2 separate regions of the Homo sapiens genome follow, and region 2 is linked to region 1. The links are chromatin loops, found by intact Hi-C in ENCODE. Cell type or tissue: heart right ventricle. All regions are shown on one strand. Links, peaks and the distances in the headings refer to the core of each region. The heading gives the core; the rest is flanking DNA. Region 1 has its middle 50 kb from the start of RAP1B. Region 2 has its middle 43 kb from the start of LINC02384.

Region 1 (5,384 bases), core at 95-5,094:
AATAATACAAGACAAACAGCAGCCTCCATGCAGCCCAGCCTCAACTTCCATTTTCTGAACATACGTACATTTCCTCAAATAACAAAGTCATAACCATTGTTATACTTTAAAAACTACCTACCTTCCTCTGTCCTTTCCCTGCTCCCTCCCCTAAAGAGCAATTCAGTGGATGGTTCTATACATCAACTAGGTTTGTGGCACCACTGTAGGTTTACAGTTCAAACTGTTTTTCTAGAGAGAGCTAAGGAAGAGGCTAACAGAAGTTCTCTGGTTAACCTTGTCCTCACTCTTACAGGGCCACCTCCAAGTAGGGCGAGGAGGAGACCCATTAGGCTCTGTGGGAGCCAAGACTGCCTTGTCTGGCAGCCTCAGGTTGGCATTGAGATCTGGATTGTCACTCCCTATGTGGCCTTGGGTACAGTATGGTATTGAAACTCCCTCTGCTTCAGTTTCCTTGTGAATAAAACCTAGATGATACTTACCCTATAGGACTTTCCTATGGATTAAACAAAATTTGTTTAAAAATCAAAGTGTCAGAGATATGGAAGCATCCAAAGAGCAGTAACTACTAGATTATACTAACAAGCTCTACTAGTGAAACTTTCTTCCCTCTCTTAAGTATTTCTCCCATTTCCTGTGATTCAGGACAGTATCAACGGGTCTTTGCTCTCTCTAGGTCACACTGCCTCTTTAGAGTTTCTTCTACCCTGCCCCTCTTTTTTGTCAAAACAACCTATCCTCACATTCCTAGTTCATCTGCTCTCACCATGGGGGTTACCTCCCTTTTCTGTTTTGCATTTTGTCTTTAATAATATATTTATTATGTTCATAGATATATGTTTAATAATATATAATAACCTATATTATATAGGTAATATATAGGTAATATATTATATAGGTAATATATTATATATATGTTATATAATATATAATAACCTATATTATTTATAATAATATAAAATAACCTATATTTTTTAGCTCCTGACAGTTTACAAGCACTATCACAGCCCAGTTCTCACCTGATCCTCCTCATGGTCCCATGAGAGAAGCAGAATGGATATTGTTTTTCTTCATCTTACCTAAAGAAATTGAGGGTCCAAGTGATGAAGGGATTTGCTCAAGGTCATACTGAGAGAGAAAGAGGCAGAGTTCTAGAGCTGAGGATACAACAGGGGGCACCAATGCCTCTGCCGTCAGGGAGCTTTCATTTTAACTACAATACATTTATCAAAAATAAATTAATTATTACATAATAAATCAATGATTTATAATGCCAGGGAGTTATAACTGCTATAGAAAATAACAAAGCCGGATAAGGGGATAAAGAGAAAGTGACTGTATTGAAGTGAATGGGGAGAGTCATTTAGATAGGACATTCAGAGAAAACCTCTTTTGAGCAGTTGAGGAAGTGAGTCATGTGAATATCCATAGACAGGTCATAGCAAGTAGAAGGACCAGCAAGGACAAAGGCCCTGAGGTAGGTGTGTTCTTGGCTTAAAAAATAGCATGTTGAACAGGGTGCCATGACTCATGACTATATTCCCAGCACTTTGGTAGGCTGAGGCAGGAGGATCACTTGACCCCAGGAGTTCAAGACCAGCCTGGGCAACATAGTGAGGCTTTGACTCTACAAAAAAATAAAAATAGCAAATAGAAAAAATTAGCATGCATGGTAATGGGAGGCTGAGATGGGAGGATCATTTGAGCCCATAAGTTCGAGGCTGCAGTGTGCCATGCTCACATCACTGCACTCCAGCCTGGACGGCAGAGCAAGACTCCAACTCAAATAGAAACAAACAAACAAACAAAAGAACAGTATGTCCATTGAGCATTAATTTTACTGATTATGATTAAGTGTTATTTGAAGGAAGCATTCTGTAGTCCAATAACTTTCAGAGCCTCTGGATAAAGCACAGCTTCCAAGCGCGAATAGTCTTAATATATGAATGCACTCTGTGATCTTCTTGAAGGAGCTATAGCGTGCAGCATTGTGCAGTGTTATTCAAGTATGAAAACCTTTTCTCAAGGAGCACCTCAGGGGATTTGTACTGCAAGGAGCACTCTGGAAAATGCTGCACCACACCCTGCTTCTACTGGAAAGAGGAAGTTGGGCTAGGAACTAGAACTTCAGGCACTGCGTAAAGCCAATGGAAGCCACCCTCGGAGACACAAATTGCATCAGGCGGTGGCCAACTCCACTTATCCACAGTGTGAATGTTCAGCCACTCCTGTTTTTTGTCACTATCTGAAACTACTCGTGGCCCCTATTTCCTGTCTGGATCACTGGTGTTTTCCATGACTTAACCCTGGTGAGCTGTTTCCAAGCTCTGCTGACCTTCAGTAGTGTTCTCATTTGGGGAAATGGAAGCAGAAACAGGCACGTATGGCAATCTGCTCAGAGGATGCTCCCCTGCTGACTGGGGGTGGGAACCATAGCGAGGGAAGAGGGGATTTCCATTGCCCTGAATAAAGTGTGGAGCTGGTGGCCTCCCCTGCAGCCTTGAGCAGGAATTCAGCTCAGGCTGTGTCACATGAGCACTGAGCTCCAGGGCCATGGACAAGTCTAGAGGCGATATAGCTGCAGACAGGTGGAGGACACTGCAAGAGGAAGGCTCCCATTTAGCAGGAAAACTGCCAGCTGGGAAGAATGCTGGTGGCTGCCTGAGTTGGGAAGAATTCCCAAGCCCTCTGCAAGCTCAGAAGCCAGGAAATGAATGGGAAGCAGCTGGAGTGGGCCAAGCAAGTCAAGGCAAATGGCCCAGAAGTGAGCAGAAGGGGGCCAGGCCCACCCCCAGGAAACCCAGCAGAGGTCAACTAGGCCTGTGGCACTGGAGGAGGCTAGGAGAGGTGAGCAGCCGGTCTCAAGATTATCACTCTGTGGGCCTGGACAGAATTTTATCAGAAGAGTGCCAAAAGGAGTCATCTGTTGGCTTTAAAAAAAATTAACTGTATAAATAGAGGTTAATTCCAGATGTTGCTTAATCCTAAAATACATAACATTTAAGTGATGGAGTGTAAATACTAAATGAATTATTTCTTTTAGGACTTTCAACGGAATCCTACAAAAGATCTGGCTAAGAGCTTGGCCAAAGACTAACAAATACATCCTGGATAAAATTAAATTTTTGTCCTTGTGATGCCTCATCAGAGGGGTTAAAAACATCAGTTCGGGTCTATGATCTATGCACAATTGAGAACATCTACTGAAAGCAATAAATGCCTAATGCCCCAGGCTAGAATTGGTGAGTATTTTCTCTTCATGTGATGCAATAGATACAATTAACAAAACAAGGCCGGGTGCAGTGGCTCATGCCAGTAATCCCAGCACTTTGGGAGGCTGAGGCAGGAGGATCGCTCGAGCTCAGGAGTTGGAGACAAGCCTGGGCAACATGGCAAAAACCCATCTCCACAAAACATTCAAAAAATTAGCTAGACATAGTGGCGCGTGCCTGTAGTCCCAGCTACTCGGGAGGCTGAGGTGGGAGAATCACTTGAACCCCAGAGGTTGCAGTGAGCCAAGATGGCACCACTGTACTCCAGTCTGCTGACAACATGAGACCCTATCTCAAAAAGAAAAAAAAAAATGCTGGGCACAGTGGCTCACGCCTGTAATCCCAGCACTTTGGGAGGCCGAGGCGGGCGGATCACGAGGTGAGGAGATCCAGACCATCCTGGCTAACACGGTGAAACCACATCTCTACTAAAAATACAAAAAATTAGCCGGGCCTGGTGGCGGGCGCCTGTAGTCCCAGCTATTCAGGAGGCTGAGACAGGAGAACGGCGTGAACCCGGGAGGCAGAGCTTGCAATGAGCCGAGATCACGCCACTGCGCTCCAGCCTGGGGGACAGAGCGAGACTCCCTCTCAAAAAAAAAAAAAAAAAAAAAAACAAGAACTATTGTAACTTTTATTATGTGTTGAGGGCTTGCCGAGTGCCAGAAATTTTACACACAGCCTTTTTAATGGTTACAATAAGCTAGTATTACTATACCCATTTTATAGATGAAGAAACTGAGGTTCAGAAAGATTAAGGAATTTGTTCAATGCCACGAGGCTAATTACGTGATTGGTTTGGAATGCAGACCCAGATCACTCTGACCTGAAAGTCAAACGCGTTTTTCCTATTACACGCTGTTATCACATAGCACCAGAAGATAATTAGAACTCAGAAGTCGAAGTTTAAGAAATCACAAAATGCCATCCTACGACACTCGTCCACTCACTAATGATTTATAAAATAAATTGTTTTAGTATCTTCTTTATCAGACATTGGGAAGATCAATAAATATTTGCATGGTGCTTTGAGAGAATTAGAAAGCAAATGCTAGATTTTTGTTGCTGTTGTTGTTTTTTAAAGAATGTTTTATGCCATGAGATAGATCAGGCATAAACCTGGACTGGTTCAGCTGCTCTAGGTCACCCGAGTTGTCGTAGCTTTGCACCCTTATGTGAAGCAGCTGGGTTAGAGCTTCCTCCATGACATTAAAGGCAATCAGAGTCGTAGGTAGTACTTCACCAGCTTCTGAGAAACTTGGTATTCTTGTTCATTCTTCCCTGCTCCTCAAACTGCTCTTTAATTCTGAAGACCCTTTCAGAAGAATGTAAAAATGTAATCAAGAAACAATCAAATTGGACTTCGCAGGGTCTACGTGAAATTCTCATGGATCCTCATATACTTAATCCCTTAAGTGATCCCTTTTTTCTTCTCCCTCCGACACATCTTCCCAGAGCCAAGCCACTGGCATTCTTAACTAAAGATGAACTCAATCCTTTCTGTTTAATTTGCTTTTATTTTAATAAAGTATTAAATTGTTCAATTCATAAGCCTATTACTGTGTGCCAGCCACATATTTCCAGAAAAAAAGGGAGGGGGGAATTGGTTCCAACAAAACTGTCATTGGTGTTGCTTATTCATTTTGTTTTTATTGACAAGGTCATGCATTTATACATTTTTCATCTGCATACCATTGCAATACACAGCCAGGGCTGAAAATAGTACCTAAACTCTTGACCACAATGATAGCTTTAATAGCATGTAATTCATATAATCCCTCAAAGTTGCCTAGGTAATCTAACTTTAGTTAATAAGAGGTATCTGTGTAAAAACACCAAGGAGAAAATATGCTTTATTTTCGTCAGTATAAATATACACACTGATATTCATCATCATATCTTAGAAATAATAAAGTATTGTAAAACACTTTTCAATAGTTTTTACTAACAACCTCCATACTATACCCATGATTGAAAATATCTACAACCAAAAGAGAAATTGAGGGACAAAATTAATTAATTTACATAAAACCACCAAGAAAGTTAAAAGTATGCAGTCTGTAATCTAGATCAATTTAAGTTCAACATTAAAGCTTCTGCATAAAAATTCCT
Region 2 (5,384 bases), core at 267-5,266, 66 kb before region 1:
TAGTGCCAAAAGAATTAAAAAACAGGTGTTCAAACAAGTACATGTATTGTATACCCATGTACACAGCAGCACTGTTCACAATAACTAAAAGGGAGATACAGTTCAAATGTCTGCCAGTGGATGAATAAACAAGAGGTGGTGTATACATATAATGGAATATTATTCATCCATAAAAGGGAATGAAGTACTGATACATGCTACAACATGGACGAACCTCAGAAGCATTATGCTAAGTGAAAAAAGTGAGACACAAAAGGTTACCTATTGTATGATGCCATTTATATTAAGTATGCAGCAAAAGTAAATCCACAGAGGCAGAACACAGATTTGTAGATATGAGGCACAGGCGGAAAGGGGGATGGGAAACAACTACTTAACACCTATAGGGTTCCCTTCTGGAGTGATGAATATGTCATGGAACTGGAGGTGACGGTTGCACAGCATTGTGAATGCACTCAATGCCACCAAAATATTCACTTTAAAATGATTAATTTTATGTGCTGTTACTGGTACCTAAATAAATAAATAATTTTTTAAAAAGTATTATGAAAGCCTTTTCACAGAAAGTGGATGTGATCAGCTGCTAGAGTTCAGATATACCTACCTCAAGTTACCAATGAAGGTAGTTTGCATTAAACCACTATGGTACCCACTCCAGTCAGTTTTTAATGCCCAGGCAGTCTGTATTGCTTAATAACACCAGTAACCCCAGTTAGGTGCGGTGCAATCTCCTGCTGATGTCAATACCTTAAACTAGTTGGAGCCCTTATTTTTCCTTCAATTATCTTGTCTTCCCACAGTCCCTCTGAACACTTCCAGCCGTAGCCTGGCTCCAGGAGCCTTTTGGAGGCAAGTTTTCACCCTTGGAGTTGAATCTTTTTTGACTGCAATGTCTCTTTGAAAGTTCTTACATACTATTATATGAAAATATTGCCTTTCCATGCCTTGACTATATAAGCTCCATGAGGTTTGGAACTGTGCTTCTTTTGTTTACCACCTTACCTGGTACATAGTACAACAAAGAAACAGGTTGTTTAGATCTCAACAGACCCAGGGGTTTCCTTATCTGCTATTTTAACTGCTTCTGAGTGTGACATCACTGAAACAAAAAAGTCAGATAGGTAAATTGTCTTTTAATTTTAACTTTGTAATTATCCTGTGTGCATAGGAAAGAAGATTGACTAGAAACTAGCTCATGCTTCTCTTATATCGCCATTCTCCTCCCCAGACAAAATACTACCTTGACCCCTATATCAACTCATGAAACACAGAATCCTTCTCAACCTCTTCCACCTGCAGCTCTTCCATAGGGTGTCTTTATTACTGCCTGAAAGTAAAAACTCTAGGATACTAATTCAATAGTTTAAAAAGTGAGGCCAGGTGCGGTGGCTCACACCTGTGATCCCAGCACTTTGGGAGGCCAAAGAGGGCGGATCACTTGAGGTCAGGAATTTGAGGCCAGCCTGGGCAACATAGCAAAACCCCATCTCTACTAAAAATACAAAAATTCGCCAGACATGGGCATGGTGGTGCACACTTGCAGTCCCAGTTGTCAGAAGGCTGAGGTGGGAGGATGGCTTGACCTGGGAGACAGAGGTTGCAGTGAGCTGTGATTGCACCACTGCACTCCAGCCTGAGCGACACAGCCAGACTTTGTCTCAAAAACTATATGAGGGTGTTTAATCCTTTGTCTTTTCCTAATGCAACGAATTGAGCAATTTGAATTCTGAGTAGAAGCAAACACATGAAAATGTTATTTCACTTTTTATTATTTATTTATTTAAACACCCTATTTCACTTTTTTTCTTTTATTCAAAGTGACTCACTTTTGTCCAGTTACCGACTTTCCAGAAAATATCGCCAGTACTGGAAGCTAAGATTGGACTATTTTACTGCTGTACATAAGCAAAGCCTTAATCTGGCTTTAAGGCTCAAAGAAAGATTCTACAGGTAATAATTACAGACAAATGGTGCCCCCAAAAAAAAGATGTTTTGACACTGCTAAGAATAAGCGTGCGTGGGTGCCTCCTCTGTGTCAAGCACAATACAGGGGAAGAAAACTGATTCACTAGTCAAAGAGTTTTGGGTGTGAATCCCAGCTCAGCCACTAACTATGTGAGCTTGAGAAAATTATTAAACATCTCTGAACATCAGCTTATAAACTTTAAAAATGGAAATAACAGGTACCTCATAGGGTTGTTGTATGCATTAACTATGTTAATGTATTTAAAGACTGCCTGGTACATATTAGTCTCTCAATTAATGGTCATTATCCTCCTAAGCAGGGCTCATCTTATTGAGATGAAATTGTATTGGCTTCTTGTTTACACACACACACACACACACACACACACACACACACACACACACAGAGAGAGAGAGAGAGAGAGAGAGATAAGCATCTCCTCATCTCATTTTCTGGCTTACTTAATAATAAAACTGTCAAAAGAGAAAAGTAAGACAAACTGTATAATGTACAAGAACCGTGGAAACAGTTTCCAAAAACTCTAAATCTGTAAGAATTCTGTTAGGTCAGCAGGTCTGCATCGATTTTACTCATATTTACCAAAGGTTGCTGCCCAATTTTTGCTGCTACTTTTCTTGTCACATCCATATTTTCCTATTACAGATATATTTTATGTTTCAATAACATATATGGGTCCCCACGAGAAACTAAACCAAATGTAATAATGAGCATTGAGGGATATATTTTTCAAACACTGTCTGATTCCTAGGAGGCCCAGAAATTATTTTCGTAACAAAATGAATTTCAATCAACTTGATAACTATTTAGAGAATGCCTACTACATTCAAGACACCAGAGGGATTCAAAGATAAATAAGATACAGTTTGTGTCCTCAAGCAGTTATAATCCAGCAAAAACCTGACATGACCAGCCATGTGCCAGATCTTACTATTCTAACAAACACACTTCATCCCAATGTGGCCTGTTCAATGCATCTCCCAGAAATACTTCAGACAAAATACATTGAAATAAGTATAGGTAATTTTTTAATTCTTTAGACAGATAATCTTGCTCTAAAAAGGTAACAAAACAGGCCAAGCACAGTGGCTCACTGTAATTCCAACACTTTGGGAGGCCAAGGCAGAAGGATCACTTGAGGGCAGCAGTTTTCCACCAGCCTAGGCAACACAGCCAGAACTCAACTCTACAAAAAAAATTTTTTTAATTAACAAGGGGGAAAAAAAAAAAAAGAAAGAAAAAGAAAATTAACCAGGCATAGTGGCACATGCCTGTAGTCCCAGCTACCCAGGAGGCTAAGGTAGGAGTATCATTTGAGTCCAGGAATTCGAGGCTGCAAGTGACCTATGATTAGGCCACTGCATTCCAGCCTGGGCGACAGAGTAAGACTCTGTTTCTTAAAAAATAATAACAATAAAAAAATTTAACAATAAAAGATAACAAAACAAAATACTATCTGAATTATCACTTGTGACTGACGCTGTTGTTTGAATTCACCAGGTAATTCCTCAATTATCCTTTTCTATATAGATATCACTGTTATGTATGAGATCATAGCAGAGAAGCTCTGGCAAGGTAATTTGCAGAATGAAGTATTTCCTATTTTGTACCAAACATGATGACATTTAAGCTACTCAAGGGAAATATATTTTTACACTGTGCGAGATACTCTGTGTTAAGAATTTTTATGTGGTACACTAGGTAAATTCCATGTAAAATAATTTTCCCTAAGAAATAAAATGTTCACAAAGATTCCCTTGTCTGATTTTATTTTAAATCTCAAAAGGTTAATCCAAAATTTGACCTTATAAACAATACCAGCACATAGTAAGCCAAACACTTGCAAAAGAATGTTGTTCTCCAGTGTGCTAAGAACTCTGGGAGTGAGAAGGAATAGGGCATCATTTCCTTTACCTCACTAGGGAACTATTTATAGTCCAGCATTCTAATGAAAACCCTCGTGACCTGGAAAAGTTAATGTGCCTTTCAAAGTGTCTTATTTATATCCAGGGAATAACTCAGGATCACATCCAAGATGTAAACATGTGTTTTTCTCTCTCTCCCTCTCTCTCAGCTCATGCACTTATCTCATTCAATATGAAAGCAAGAAAGAGTTTCAGTCTATATTTATTTTAGTTCTCACTTTACACAGTTGATGATTGAAGATATTGCAGAAGACTAGCGTTTCACTAGAAACATCTTTAGGAAAATGATGGACCAAATTTTGGAGATACTTACAATCTACCAAAAAAAAATAAATCATGGCATTTCTCTTCTTAAAACTTAATGAAATTCAAAGGTTTTATCTGAAGAAAAATCAGTAAAATGGGAAATACAGTCCAAAATAACTTTAAATGTCAGTTATATATACTTATGTTATTTAAATAATAATGTATTATTGACATAAGTGTATATCATAGTTGACAAGTTCTTTTCTTTTCTAGGTGTCCACTTGGGCTTCATTCCCTTCCAGGAGATCCTCCTGACTCTCTTAGACTAGCTTAAATGCCCTTTCGTGTACTCCTTGTCTTAGCAATTCTTGCCTGGCAAGAATTCTGTAAGCTAGGTATAGTTTTGATCACTATTTTACAGGTAAGAAAATTGAGTCCAGAGAAACTGAGCAACGTGTCTAGACAAGATTACGAAGCTGAACCAGGAACCAAACTCCGATTGAATGATTCCAAACCCAATACTCTGGCTGCAGATCTATTGAGTGGACTTGTCTTCCACTTTAACACTGCATTTACCAAACATTAAGAAAGTAGGAAGATAAGCAATTATCTGTTGACTTTGGGTAGTAAATATGGAGCATTGGATAATTATGATAATAAGGTCTTGAGCATTAGTGTGTGCCAAGCACTTGGCTAAGTGTTTATGTTCATTCTTTCATTTCATTCTAACAACATCCAGTGAGATAGAAATGATGAGTATTCCCCTCCACCAATTTTTACAGTTAAAGAACCTGAGGCTCGAGGAAGGTAAATAATTTGCTCAAGGTCACACAACTAAAAGGAGACAGAACCAGGCTCTGTACCCAGGTTGTCTAACTCTGAGTCCACTTGCTTAACCACCATACATATTGCCTAATCCAAGCCCCATCCCACCTCCCGCTTCTCCTTAGATACGTATTTAAGAGGGTAAGTGTAAACTACAAGATGAGGGCTGCCCCTCATTTATCATAATAACTGCTGAATTCTCCCTTTTTTCCTAATATGTATAGGTATATGCTAAGACTTTTTTTCAGACTTGCGTTAGAATTCCGGTCCAGCCACTTACTAGATGAATGACTTTGTTCACATTACTAAATCTCTCTGAAAATACAAGTTGAGTAATTTGCAGTTTCTGTTTCTCCATTTGACAAAAAAAGATGATAGAACCCAACCAGCAGGATGGTTGCACC

Evidence for each region. Hi-C counts contacts between places; a loop is a spot of excess contacts. Peaks named below come from ENCODE experiments on the same cell type or tissue, not always from the same donor. Only the 100,000 strongest peaks of a DNase experiment are listed, where the experiment ranks them.
Region 2: it touches region 1 in a loop (2.0-fold over the local background); 1 of 110 quality-filtered maps calls a loop at or near these places.

What each region holds. Positions count from the first base shown.
Region 1 is chr12:68,557,985-68,563,368 of GRCh38, forward strand. No RefSeq gene overlaps it. Among named protein-coding and RNA genes, the nearest start is that of RAP1B, 50 kb to the right of the region's middle. In heart right ventricle, for the core only: no CTCF peak of the experiment used is centred there; a DNase peak (open chromatin) is centred at 2,167; H3K27ac peaks cover 1,303 bases.
Region 2 is chr12:68,491,939-68,497,322 of GRCh38, forward strand. No RefSeq gene overlaps it. Among named protein-coding and RNA genes, the nearest start is that of LINC02384, 43 kb to the left of the region's middle. In heart right ventricle, for the core only: no CTCF peak of the experiment used is centred there; no DNase peak of the experiment used is centred there; H3K27ac peaks cover 1,619 bases.